4 separate regions of the Homo sapiens genome follow, and regions 1, 3 and 4 are each linked to region 2. Evidence: chromatin contacts called from ENCODE Hi-C or POLR2A ChIA-PET data. All regions are on one chromosome and are shown on one strand. The core of a region is the stretch at or near the end of the contact, and the rest is flanking DNA. Distances in the headings are between cores, read along the strand shown. Region 1 holds the start of CAND1 (cullin associated and neddylation dissociated 1). Region 2 holds the start of USP15 (ubiquitin specific peptidase 15). Region 3 holds the start of RAP1B (RAP1B, member of RAS oncogene family). Region 4 holds the start of MDM2 (MDM2 proto-oncogene).

Evidence for each region. A loop is a pair of places that touch in the nucleus more often than their neighbours do. ChIA-PET counts read pairs that join two places held with the same protein, here RNA polymerase II (POLR2A). Pooled maps may share reads with other maps.
Region 1: a map of CD8-positive, alpha-beta T cell shows a loop between it and region 2 (7-fold over the local background). The contact joins the promoter of CAND1 here to the promoter of USP15 in region 2. A Hi-C loop is called at or near these places in 3 of 168 maps with a recorded cell type or tissue (CD8-positive, alpha-beta T cell and naive thymus-derived CD4-positive, alpha-beta T cell), 5 of 37 single-sample maps with no recorded cell type and 16 of 50 pooled maps. POLR2A ChIA-PET finds 5 or more read pairs at or near these places in 1 of 52 experiments (MCF 10A).
Region 3: a map with no recorded cell type shows a loop between it and region 2 (10-fold over the local background). The contact joins the promoter of RAP1B here to the promoter of USP15 in region 2. A Hi-C loop is called at or near these places in 2 of 37 single-sample maps with no recorded cell type and 5 of 50 pooled maps.
Region 4: a loop to region 2 is called in a pooled map, with 16 times the contacts of the local background. The contact joins the promoter of MDM2 here to the promoter of USP15 in region 2. A Hi-C loop is called at or near these places in 2 of 37 single-sample maps with no recorded cell type and 9 of 50 pooled maps.

Annotation. Positions count from the first base shown.
Region 1 is chr12:67,268,000-67,270,699 of GRCh38, forward strand. It overlaps CAND1 (cullin associated and neddylation dissociated 1), which reads left to right and starts at 1,359. Exons shown (of 15, transcript NM_018448.5): 1 at 1,359-1,786. The coding sequence starts at 1,719. RefSeq lists enhancers at 495-794, 935-1,194, 1,474-2,125.
Region 2 is chr12:62,258,962-62,261,661 of GRCh38, forward strand. It overlaps USP15 (ubiquitin specific peptidase 15), which reads left to right and starts at 1,443. Exons shown (of 22, transcript NM_001252078.2): 1 at 1,443-1,542. The coding sequence starts at 1,454. MIR6125 (microRNA 6125) reads left to right here and starts at 1,398; the gene lies at 1,398-1,493. It also overlaps a transcript of TAFA2 not described here. RefSeq lists enhancers at 699-768, 1,319-1,678, 1,899-1,948, 2,672-2,700 and silencers at 1,029-1,088, 1,169-1,278.
Region 3 is chr12:68,609,572-68,612,271 of GRCh38, forward strand. It overlaps RAP1B (RAP1B, member of RAS oncogene family), which reads left to right and starts at 1,328. Exons shown (of 8, transcript NM_001010942.3): 1 at 1,328-1,472. RefSeq lists a silencer at 1,185-1,644.
Region 4 is chr12:68,806,926-68,809,625 of GRCh38, forward strand. MDM2 (MDM2 proto-oncogene) reads left to right here and starts at 1,252. Exons shown (of 11, transcript NM_002392.6): 1 at 1,252-1,566; 2 at 2,283-2,367. The coding sequence starts at 1,553. RefSeq lists a silencer at 950-1,339 and enhancers at 1,541-2,700, 1,840-2,229.

The DNA.
Region 1 (2,700 bases), core at 109-2,608, 5.0 Mb after region 2:
ATCTGTTTTATTAACTCCTATTGCCTGACTTTGAAGTACTCAGTAATAGTTGATGAATACAGAAAACAATGGTAAAGGTCAGGTAGATTTGATCGGATTTGAGTTATGTGTTAGTAGAGAGCTATTTAAAGGTTTGTTGTTGTTTTTAACAGGAGTATCAAGTGAGATTGATTTTTCATCTCTTCACCAGGCTCTCTGTTCTTTTAGAAAGGCCTGTCAGCTAGCTCCATCCCTAACACTTTCAGGGATGTTGACCCCTAGCTGGCAAAACTTGTGTTTAAAATCCCAAATATTAAGCAGATGAAAAACTTGGATACTAAATACTTTCATAACTCATCTCCACGAATTTGTACGTCTGAGGGAGCAATACACAGCTGCAGGTCCATCAAGGCCACAAAAGCTAACTACAGAGATAGTCTTTTAGCTATTTTGAAATCAGTAGGGCCTGACTACAGCCATCTGTCGCATACCCATTACTCTTACTAAGGTCCTGCTGGCGTCAGAGAGGTGGTTCTACGATGCACGGTAGGAGTGTGTCTGGCCAGAGAAGTGGGGAGGCTCAGCTGCCTTGGGAGGTGCAAGTAGTAGCGCTAGGAAGCTGCTGCTAGGCCTCTGGCAAGAACACCAACTGATCCGCAATGCGCCTGGCCAAACTGCAGCAGCCTGCTCTGCAAATACTGCATAACAGAAAAAGCCTGTATTGGAGAATATAAGAATCCGCGGCAGAAACGGAGTGCGCGACGATTCTAAGGTTTTTACCCAGCACGGCTCCCCCATCAGACTGCAAATCCCAGCATTCACTCCTTCCACGGGAGCCAATGAGGAAGCTACTAGTTCCCGCAGCCAATCACATTCTGAGCCAGTGTATCACCCGACTGAATTCTGGGATTTGTGGTTTTTACGTGGCAACATTACACCACGGTGGCTACGGCAATGCAGGCCACGCGTCTGATCCCAAACGACACCTCCCTGTTATAAATTCTTATGTTGGTTCCGCAAGCTAACTCCTTAACTGTCGTTACTCCCAGGCTTCCTCCTTCTCAAAGCTCGTAATCTTTTTCTCTTAATGTCATTAAACAATCAAGTTATTTTCAGATTAAGGCCCACTTGCTCCACTCGTCCCCTGTCCCTTAACCGTCGCTTTAGAGTCTCGCGAGAACAGCCCCTTTTTTTTGTGTTGTCATGCCTCCAAAAGGCGGGTCACATGAAAACTGACACAGGCTTCAGCCAACCGAATTGTTTTTTAACTCTCTTCTCCACAGCGTGCGTGGGGAGGCCTCCGTGAACTCTGACCTTAGCTTTCCGTAGCGCCCGCGTCTGCCGCCCCCGCCCCCGGAGCGAAGGAGGCGGGCTTTGGCCTTTTGCCCTAGGGAGCGAGTGCGGAGCGAGTGGGAGCGAGACGGCCCTGAGTGGAAGTGTCTGGCTCCCCGTAGAGGCCCTTCTGTACGCCCCGCCGCCCATGAGCTCGTTCTCACGCGAACAGCGCCGTCGTTAGGCTGGCTCTGTAGCCTCGGCTTACCCCGGGACAGGCCCACGCCTCGCCAGGGAGGGGGCAGCCCGTCGAGGCGCCTCCCTAGTCAGCGTCGGCGTCGCGCTGCGACCCTGGAAGCGGGAGCCGCCGCGAGCGAGAGGAGGAGCTCCAGTGGCGGCGGCGGCGGCGGCAGCGGCAGCGGGCAGCAGCTCCAGCAGCGCCAGCAGGCGGGATCGAGGCCGTCAACATGGCGAGCGCCTCGTACCACATTTCCAATTTGCTGGAAAAAATGACATCCAGCGACAAGGACTTTAGGTGAGGCCGAGATCCGACCCTCACCCCACCTCGGGGTTCTCGCAGCCGCGGCCCTGGCCGTCACGCAGGCCTTGCCCCACCCCTTCGGCCGTAGCCGGTAGCTTCTCTGCCCCGAAGTCTCCAGCCCACCGGTCCGCTGGCCTCCCGATCCCTGCGGAGCCCCTTTCCTCTCCCCTCTTGCAACCCCCTCCCCCCATTCTTTCTCCTAGGCAGTTGCCCGCCGCGGTCTCTAGGCCCCGTTTGCTTGTCTCAGCGCCCCCACATCCTTCCCTGCCCCACCAGGAGGCGATTCTTGCGTCTCAGGTAGCGCGAAGGGGCTAAACCACCCACCATTGTGGAGAAGGGAGTTGCTCTAGGCCGGGAGACCGGGCGCCGGGCCTATTCGCTTGCCATCCTGCGGCGCTAGGCCGCCTTGCTCGCTGGGGCCCAAGCTGCTGCCCACTCGGGGACCCGGCAGCCTCCTCTCTGCCCGCAGGTGCGCGTGGGCCTTGCTGCATTCAGGTGGAATGATGAACTTTTGCGCTCTTGGCTGATACATAGTTCTTTTGTGGATTATTAATTTTCGTGAAGGTGGGAAGAAGGGGGAGGGGAGCCAGGATGGAGGAAACTTCGCTCATAGGGTTTTCCCGCCAGCATCACTGTCAGTTCCTCTTGTCAGGTAAAACCAACTTAGGAACTCGGGGTTTCAGTCTCATGTCCTCATATCCAAAATCACTGCCAAAGGGGTGGATTGCTGGATCTTAATCATAGCAGACGGATCTTCAAAAGGAAGAGATGTTTAATACGGACCTGGTGAATATGAAGCTTTATTACAGCAGTTCTGTTCAGGAGATCGGTACTGTTGGTTCCAAAGTGTTGTAATATGCATAGTGAAGATTTGTTATATTTTTACAGGTTATCTTTGTTTTTATTTT
Region 2 (2,700 bases), core at 193-2,692:
CTCAATTCAAGGTTGGCATGATAATGCAAAATAGTATTATTACGCAGAAATAAGCAATCATAATCATAATACTGATATACACAAATCATAATGCCAATATACACTACTTTCACTTGGATTCAGCACTTCCTACTAGCATAACTACACCTACCTTTATCGCATTCTCACCAAATGAGTTAGGGTTTAAAATGGGCAAACGAGAAATGATGTGGGGATTCCGGCCCATCTTTTAGACTTTTCACATCAATATGGTATGTTAAAATCACACCCCTGGACATCATGCTCGGGAATACTTAAGTAATTTTGCCACAATTCATTTACTAAACAAATATTTAGGTAATTTTTACATGTCCATCAGTACTGTGCTAACCACCAGGTGTACAAAGGCTAAAACAAAAGATGAACCCAGTTCCAGCTCTTAAAGAGTTTACATTTTAGTTCAGGCTTTCAGAAGGAGAGGCAGTGAGTGTGCTATACTGTATAGCATGTGGGCTCTTGAACCAGCCTCTCCACTCACCTCTCCACCTGCTGTGTGACCTTGGCATTTGATTTTTAAGCGACTCGATTTTCTATTTTGTAACATAATCGTTGACTTCAAATTAAAGACATATCTAGTTTCATTTCAGGTGTACGGCACCATACGAAGATGGGGCTAAGAAAATGTTACTATCCTGTATAAACAAGAGGGTTTCTCGCACGTTTTCTTCCTTTAGTATCTGGCATTATTCAATACTGTCCATATTCTACTCCCTGTTCACCGATGAACTGGGACATGTTTTTCACTGCAGCTTAGTCGTCTGGGTGTGCCTGGGGAGGCGTCACAAAGAGCCTATAAAGGGTCCCCACCTACAACGGGAGTAAGAGCGCTGGAAGGAACCCAGGAAGGGCATGGAGACCAAGCGTTCGGTTTCGGAGTGTTTTTTGTGTGTGCCCATATTCACCGAGCTTGGGTTCTCCCACTCGTAACGAAAAGCCCAGTCACTGAGCTGCTACATTTTCTGCCATATCTTAGCCGTCCCCACGCCCCCACACCACCGCCCCACCCTACCTCACCCTCAAGCGTGAGTGAATGCGCAAATAAGGGTTTTCAAGGCGTCAGTGGGAAAGAGGGAGGGGAAGGCAACGCTGAGGACGGGAGGACAGGGCGGTGGCATCCCTCTAGCGAGAGAGAGCCAGAGCCCTCGGCGGCGAGGAAAGCTAAAACCCGGCAGTCCCGGGCCAGAGGAGGCCAAGGCAAGATGCTGGACGGGCGGGGACCGATGGGGGGCAGCAGACCATGGCCGCGCACCCAGTGCGCCCCCGGGGCCTCCTCTTGTCCCGAGGAGCACCCCCGCTCCCGGTGTCTTTTGGTTTCGACCGGCCGACTGGGAGGGGCCGTGGGACGCCATTCCCATAATGCTCTGGGGCGTGCCGCCGCCGTCGCTGCCACCTCCCCTACCGCTAGTGGAAGAAGATGGCGGAAGGCGGAGCGGCGGATCTGGACACCCAGCGGTCTGACATCGCGACGCTGCTCAAAACCTCGCTCCGGAAAGGGGACACCTGGTAAGAGAAAGGGGTTGAGATGCCCGCGGTTGCCCGAGGATAGTGGAGAAGTGGGCGGGAGCCGCGAGCTGGTTCTTTCGCTAGTGACAGGTGCGGGCAGGTCCGGCGGCGGCCGCCGGGGCAGCGGGATTTTGGCCGCTTCTGAAATGTTGGGGCAAAGGTTGGACTCTAGATGAGGGTCAGGGTTCTTGGCTTGCCAGGGCATGCTGAAAGGTATCCGGGGAGCGGCGGCGGCGGCGGTTCTGACTCGTGCGGTTCTCTTCGTCCTCCTTCCTTCCGTAGTGCCGCTCCCACCTCAGGCCTTCCCGAATGATAGGTTATAGTGGTTTGGTTTGAGTCTTATATACGCCGTTTTGACAGGTCCCGGTGCCGCGGCTTATCACGATCTCACCGGCTTTACTTCTCTGTTCATTTCCTTTCCTAGAATTGTCGGCGTCCAAGTTCCCTTTTATTCTGATTCTTGGTCTTCCGGGAGGCAGGCTGCAGGATGTTTGCGGTCTGTACTACACAGGTGGCATGTCAGGGCTCCACATAAGAGAAAGAAACCCTAGTTTCCAGTTCCTTGTCAAAGGAGGGAGAGGAGTAGGGAACCTTGGGCTTATGAGAGACCACGTGGTCTTGTGCTTTAGTGGTGGCTTGATAGAAGCCGGCAGCGTTTCTGTTAGACGTGCAGCCCTTCCCTTCTGTTTGAAAGATAATGTAGGCCTGCAAAAAGTAGATAAGTCCACTTGAGGCTTAACTAACTGCTAATATTCAAACTTGTAAAATACCAAAGGTTATACATTTAAAATACTGAAGGATGTATGTGGACATTTTCACACTTGTCGACCATATCAAGTGGCATCTACAATAACTTAAATATGTGAATATGTAACATAATTTAAAATTCCTTATTTTTTGGGAAGCATAATGTGCCTCTTCATTATAATAAAACATATTTTCACTTTCCACTGTTACCATAACAGTAGTATATAATTCATAGAGTGTTTCAGTATGGCATAGTGAAAGGAACAGTAAGATTTAGACCTGAGTTATGTCACAGTTTCACCACTCAACTTGCAGTATGGCTTTGAGGAGAGTTAATTTAAATCATTGCACCTCATTATCTTCATGCTGTAAAATGGACAGTAATTTTATTATAAGGATTTTATCTTGATT
Region 3 (2,700 bases), core at 78-2,577, 6.4 Mb after region 2:
AAAAAAGGTAACTCTGTGAGGTAATGTAACAATGTATACATTACTTCAAACGATCATGTTGTATACACAATAAATGCAGACAATAAACAATTTTTAAAAAGATATTTTTCTAAGGAAATAGAAATTATCGAAATAGGTAATCTACTCAATTAACCTAAATTGTAAAACATTATAAAACACAGAGAACTGTTATAATTCATTCTCATCTATTCATTTAACTTAGGTTAGCTTAGTTTTCAATCACTACATATTCTTAAACGGAGTGAAATTAGTCACATTCCATTTATCTTCCAAATTTATCAACGTTTATTAAGATTTATTTCAAGAATAATTTGTACAGGGCCTAATTAAATTATGAACCAAGAAAGTTAGTCTTAAATGACCCCTCAATCCCTTTTCCCTGCACTTTGCTCTCTTAATCTCCTCGCCCATCAAAACTGCTTCAAGAAAAAGTTCTGATAAATTTCTTGTACTAAGGGTAAGTAAGAATGGTAAATTCCCGTGTTAAGTTCCCGCCCTTTTTGGAACGAGGCATTTTGGAACAGAAAGTGTTTTCTGGTGCCCTGAAGTCACACGATAAACCTACTTGCCTATGGGTAATCCTGTGAAGTGAATAAAGCGTCCAGGACATGCATTTAAATACGCAATTTATTTTAGTTATATAAATGGCGTTGGTTTAGGTGCAGGGTACAAACTTATTTAGAAATCATCGATTTGTTAACTGCGTTTGGCATGGGAATTTGGAAAGAGTTCGCCCGGGTTAAGACACCAATGGATAAAACACTTGTCAATCCAGGAGAAAAGGCATCTCAAGAATGGAAAGACTTGCTGGCCCAGGCTCCCTCGGGGAGCTCTAGGTGTAGAAAATGCGCGCTCTCCGTTACTTCTCGGTTACTTTGCCCAGCACAAAGGACGACGCGAATACCAACAGACTGGACGAGTCGGTGACTACAGTTTGCATTAAGAGGCGGCGCCTTTTGGGTTTCGGAGGGTTCCACTGGAACCCACGAGGGTCAGGAACACCGACGCGCGGATTCCGCCCACCAGACAGCCTGGGGAAGCGAGCCTGAAGGCGCGGCGCAGCTAGAGAGAAGAACCTCGGCAGACATGCCGCCCAGAGGCAGCTAAGGGGCCCGTGGGCAGGGCCTGCGCTCCGGCTGCGATGCAGGCCGGCTAGAGGCCGGCGCCGAGGACCCGGCGCGCGGCGGCCCCGCCCCCTCGGCTCCCCTCGCCCCGCCCCCTAGGCCCGCCCCTTCCCGGGCCGCGCACCCGCGCGCCCCGCCCGCGGGCGGAAGCTGGAGCGAGGCTGAACGCCTGACGTCAAGGCGACATCGCCAAACCTCGCCCAGATTCAGGCGTGTAAACCAGCCGGAGCGGCGCGGCAGCGGCAGGACCGCCGTGGCGCCTAGAGTAGCGACCCGGGGGGAGCGCGGGGCGACGCTGGCTGCAGGGACCCGGTGACAGCGTGAGAGGTTCGCAGAGTGAGTGCGTGGCCGCTGAGGGAAGCCGCGGCGGCGGCCGCGCGGGGCCGGGCGCCGGCTGAGGGGAGCGGGTGGGGTGCGGCGAGGCGCGGGCCGGGCGCGGCGGTCAGGGGCCCCGGCGGCGGCAGCCCCTCGGCGCGCGGCAGGTGGCGCGAGGGCCAGGCGCCGGGCCCGCGAGCGCGCTGCCTTGCGGGCCGGCGAGGAGGAGCAGCCGCCGCCGCCGCGGGAGAACAGCGCGCTTTGCGGAAGGGGTCAAATGTCTGAAATATGGCGGAGGAAGTGAGAGCCCGAGGACCCCCCCACCCGCCCGCTCTCTTCAGCCCGCGTCCGCCGCAGCTTCTCCCGCCGCCCTCCTTTCCCCGCCGGCTCCCCCGAAGACTCGCTCCCCGCCCCGAGCCCCCTCGCTTGTCGCCTGGGTTCCCTCCGTGGTATGGGTGGAAGTTAGAACGGAAACCAGAAAGTTGTCCTTTGCGAAGACCTAGCTTCTCCCAGCCCCGAGCTAGGGCGAGGAGCCTTCGGGGGAAACCACTCCCAGGCGCCCCGCGGGCTTGAGCCTGACAGCGAAAAAGTTTGCCTGAAACGGGGCTTGCTTGCTCCATTTGTTGCGGGAAGTGGCAGGAGGAAGGCAGCGGAGAGAGCCCCACTTAGTCTGGCAGCAGCCACCGTGTAGAGAAAAACTGTTAAAGGGGCCTTTCCCTTCGTCAGCAAGAGGAAATCTCTTTCTCTTAGAGGGAGAGAAAATCCAGGAAGTTTGTCCTCTTCTCTTTTTCGCCATCTCGAGGTGTCTAATCCTAAAACTATCAGCGCCATGAATTTTATTTAAAACTACGCCCAGTGAACCGGGCTCTCCGGATTTTTCTTCTGAAAAACACTGATGTCTTTTGGAGAAAAGATCATTTTTGCAAGTTAAAGCAGATGGTTTCCTTCCCCTTCGCTTTCCCCCCTCTCCCACTCTCTTTAATAGTTTAGAAAAACATTTTGGCCCTGTAACTTCTGATTGGTATGAATAGAAGCAGTTCTGTGTTGCAGTAAGGGGAAATCACATTTTTACGGGGTAGAAAGTTGACACTAAATGAAGATTGTGATTTTAGTATTTTAAAATTAATTCCGTCTAATTGGATTTTGGTTTTGCAGGCAGCATCTCATATATGTCGAGTACTTAACAATTTAAAGCTCTGACTTGTAAATTTATTTTTCAGCTCTCTTTTTTCGTAATTAG
Region 4 (2,700 bases), core at 2-2,501, 6.5 Mb after region 2:
AATCAACTTAAATCAACTGAGTGACCACTATGTTTAAGGAAGTTTCCTTTCTGGTAGGCTGGGAAGCGGGAGAAGGGAAGGATATAACTTTATAAAAAAAAAAAAGCTGCAGAAGGGAAGGATATAACTTTATAAAAAAAGGTCCTTGTTCACAAGGAGCTAATCACTTACTGGCCAGAGAAGAAACGTGTTCCTTCTTTGCAATGGCTGTGTTTTTGGGTTTAGCTAACTCAATTCTTTATGTCCTCAATTTATGAGACCGCATCAAAAACGTTTTTGCCACATCTCTGTGGGAAAGTAGGTGAGTCAGAATGAGTGCATAATATATAAGTATATATTTTAATGATAATGAATGTGTAGATTAACAAACCCAAACTTTGTTTTTGTTTTTTTGAGAGTCTTGCCCTGTCGCCCAGGCTGGAGTGCAATGGCATGATCTTGGCTCACTGCAGCCTCTGCCTCCCGGGTTCACAGGATTGTCCTGCCTCAGCCTCCGGAGTAGAGTAGCTGGGATTACAGGTGACCGCCACCACGCCCGACTAATTTTTGTAGTTTTTAGTAGAGACGGCGTTTCCCATGTTGGCCAGGTTGGTCTTGAACTCCTGACCTCAAGTGATCCACCCGCCTCGGCCTACCCAAAGTGATGGGATTACAAGCGTGAGCCACCGCGCCCAGCCAAACCCAAACATTCTAAAAGCGCAGAGTAACCGCTCCCCTCCCCGCCAACGGTAACCAGCATCTTCGTTCTCCAACCAGAACAGCTGTATGCACCGGTGTATAAGCCTGCCTTAAGTGCTATTTTTAATCTTTTTTAAAAACAGGCCTTAAAATAACTCATTTGGGTACAACTCCAGCGGCTGGTGGAGTGGGCTTAATATATTAAACAGCTGTTAATTTTGGTTTCTTTTTGGTAACAGCGACACGGAGATCCGCATTTGTCGCAGTTTCCACCGCGGGCGGGAAGTGTAAACACAAGAAATACAAACATAGCGCAACGGCTAAAGGAGTGTCACAGCGCCAAACCTTGCTGGCTCCGCGCCAGGCCGAGCCCCACCCTCTCAGCTCGCGGCCAACACCCCCACCCCGCCTCACAGCCCGCCGCGCCCGCGGGGCGACACCCCCCACTCCATCATCCCGGAGGTGGTGCGGCCGAGCCCCGGACCCAATTGGCGGAAGCGGGGCCGGTTGTGTGCGCGCGCACAAATGCCCGGATGCGCCGCGACGACCCGCGCGCTCCCCTCGGGCGGTAGGGGGCGCGCACCGAGGCACCGCGGCGAGCTTGGCTGCTTCTGGGGCCTGTGTGGCCCTGTGTGTCGGAAAGATGGAGCAAGAAGCCGAGCCCGAGGGGCGGCCGCGACCCCTCTGACCGAGATCCTGCTGCTTTCGCAGCCAGGAGCACCGTCCCTCCCCGGATTAGTGCGTACGAGCGCCCAGTGCCCTGGCCCGGAGAGTGGAATGATCCCCGAGGCCCAGGGCGTCGTGCTTCCGCGCGCCCCGTGAAGGAAACTGGGGAGTCTTGAGGGACCCCCGACTCCAAGCGCGAAAACCCCGGATGGTGAGGAGCAGGTACTGGCCCGGCAGCGAGCGGTCACTTTTGGGTCTGGGCTCTGACGGTGTCCCCTCTATCGCTGGTTCCCAGCCTCTGCCCGTTCGCAGCCTTTGTGCGGTTCGTGGCTGGGGGCTCGGGGCGCGGGGCGCGGGGCATGGGGCACGTGGCTTTGCGGAGGTTTTGTTGGACTGGGGCTAGGCAGTCGCCGCCAGGGAGGAGGGCGGGATTTCGGACGGCTCTCGCGGCGGTGGGGGTGGGGGTGGTTCGGAGGTCTCCGCGGGAGTTCAGGGTAAAGGTCACGGGGGCCGGGGGCTGCGGGGCCGCTTCGGCGCGGGAGGTCCGGATGATCGCAGGTGCCTGTCGGGTCACTAGTGTGAACGCTGCGCGTAGTCTGGGCGGGATTGGGCCGGTTCAGTGGGCAGGTTGACTCAGCTTTTCCTCTTGAGCTGGTCAAGTTCAGACACGTTCCGAAACTGCAGTAAAAGGAGTTAAGTCCTGACTTGTCTCCAGCTGGGGCTATTTAAACCATGCATTTTCCCAGCTGTGTTCAGTGGCGATTGGAGGGTAGACCTGTGGGCACGGACGCACGCCACTTTTTCTCTGCTGATCCAGGTAAGCACCGACTTGCTTGTAGCTTTAGTTTTAACTGTTGTTTATGTTCTTTATATATGATGTATTTTCCACAGATGTTTCATGATTTCCAGTTTTCATCGTGTCTTTTTTTTCCTTGTAGGCAAATGTGCAATACCAACATGTCTGTACCTACTGATGGTGCTGTAACCACCTCACAGATTCCAGCTTCGGAACAAGAGACCCTGGTTAGTATTTTTGTCTCGTGTAACTTTTAAGAATAATTTATTTTATGAAGTGATAAACTAAATTTCGTATACCTCAATTGTAGCATGGCTCTGTAAATAAAATTGTATGTGCATAGCTTAAAGTGTGCTACCTCTGGCGTAACTGCGTGGAGTTAAAAACTGTTAAGAACTGGTCAGTATTTTTTTAGCCATTTGCCACATTTGCTTTAAAAATTAGTTCCATTACATTGTTAAGCGTGGTTGAAGTTACGTTTGTTACGTGACTGATTTTTTTTTCCTTTTTGACCTCCCAGTATTTAATTTTTAAAAATGGTTTCTAAAAGTCAAAAAAGT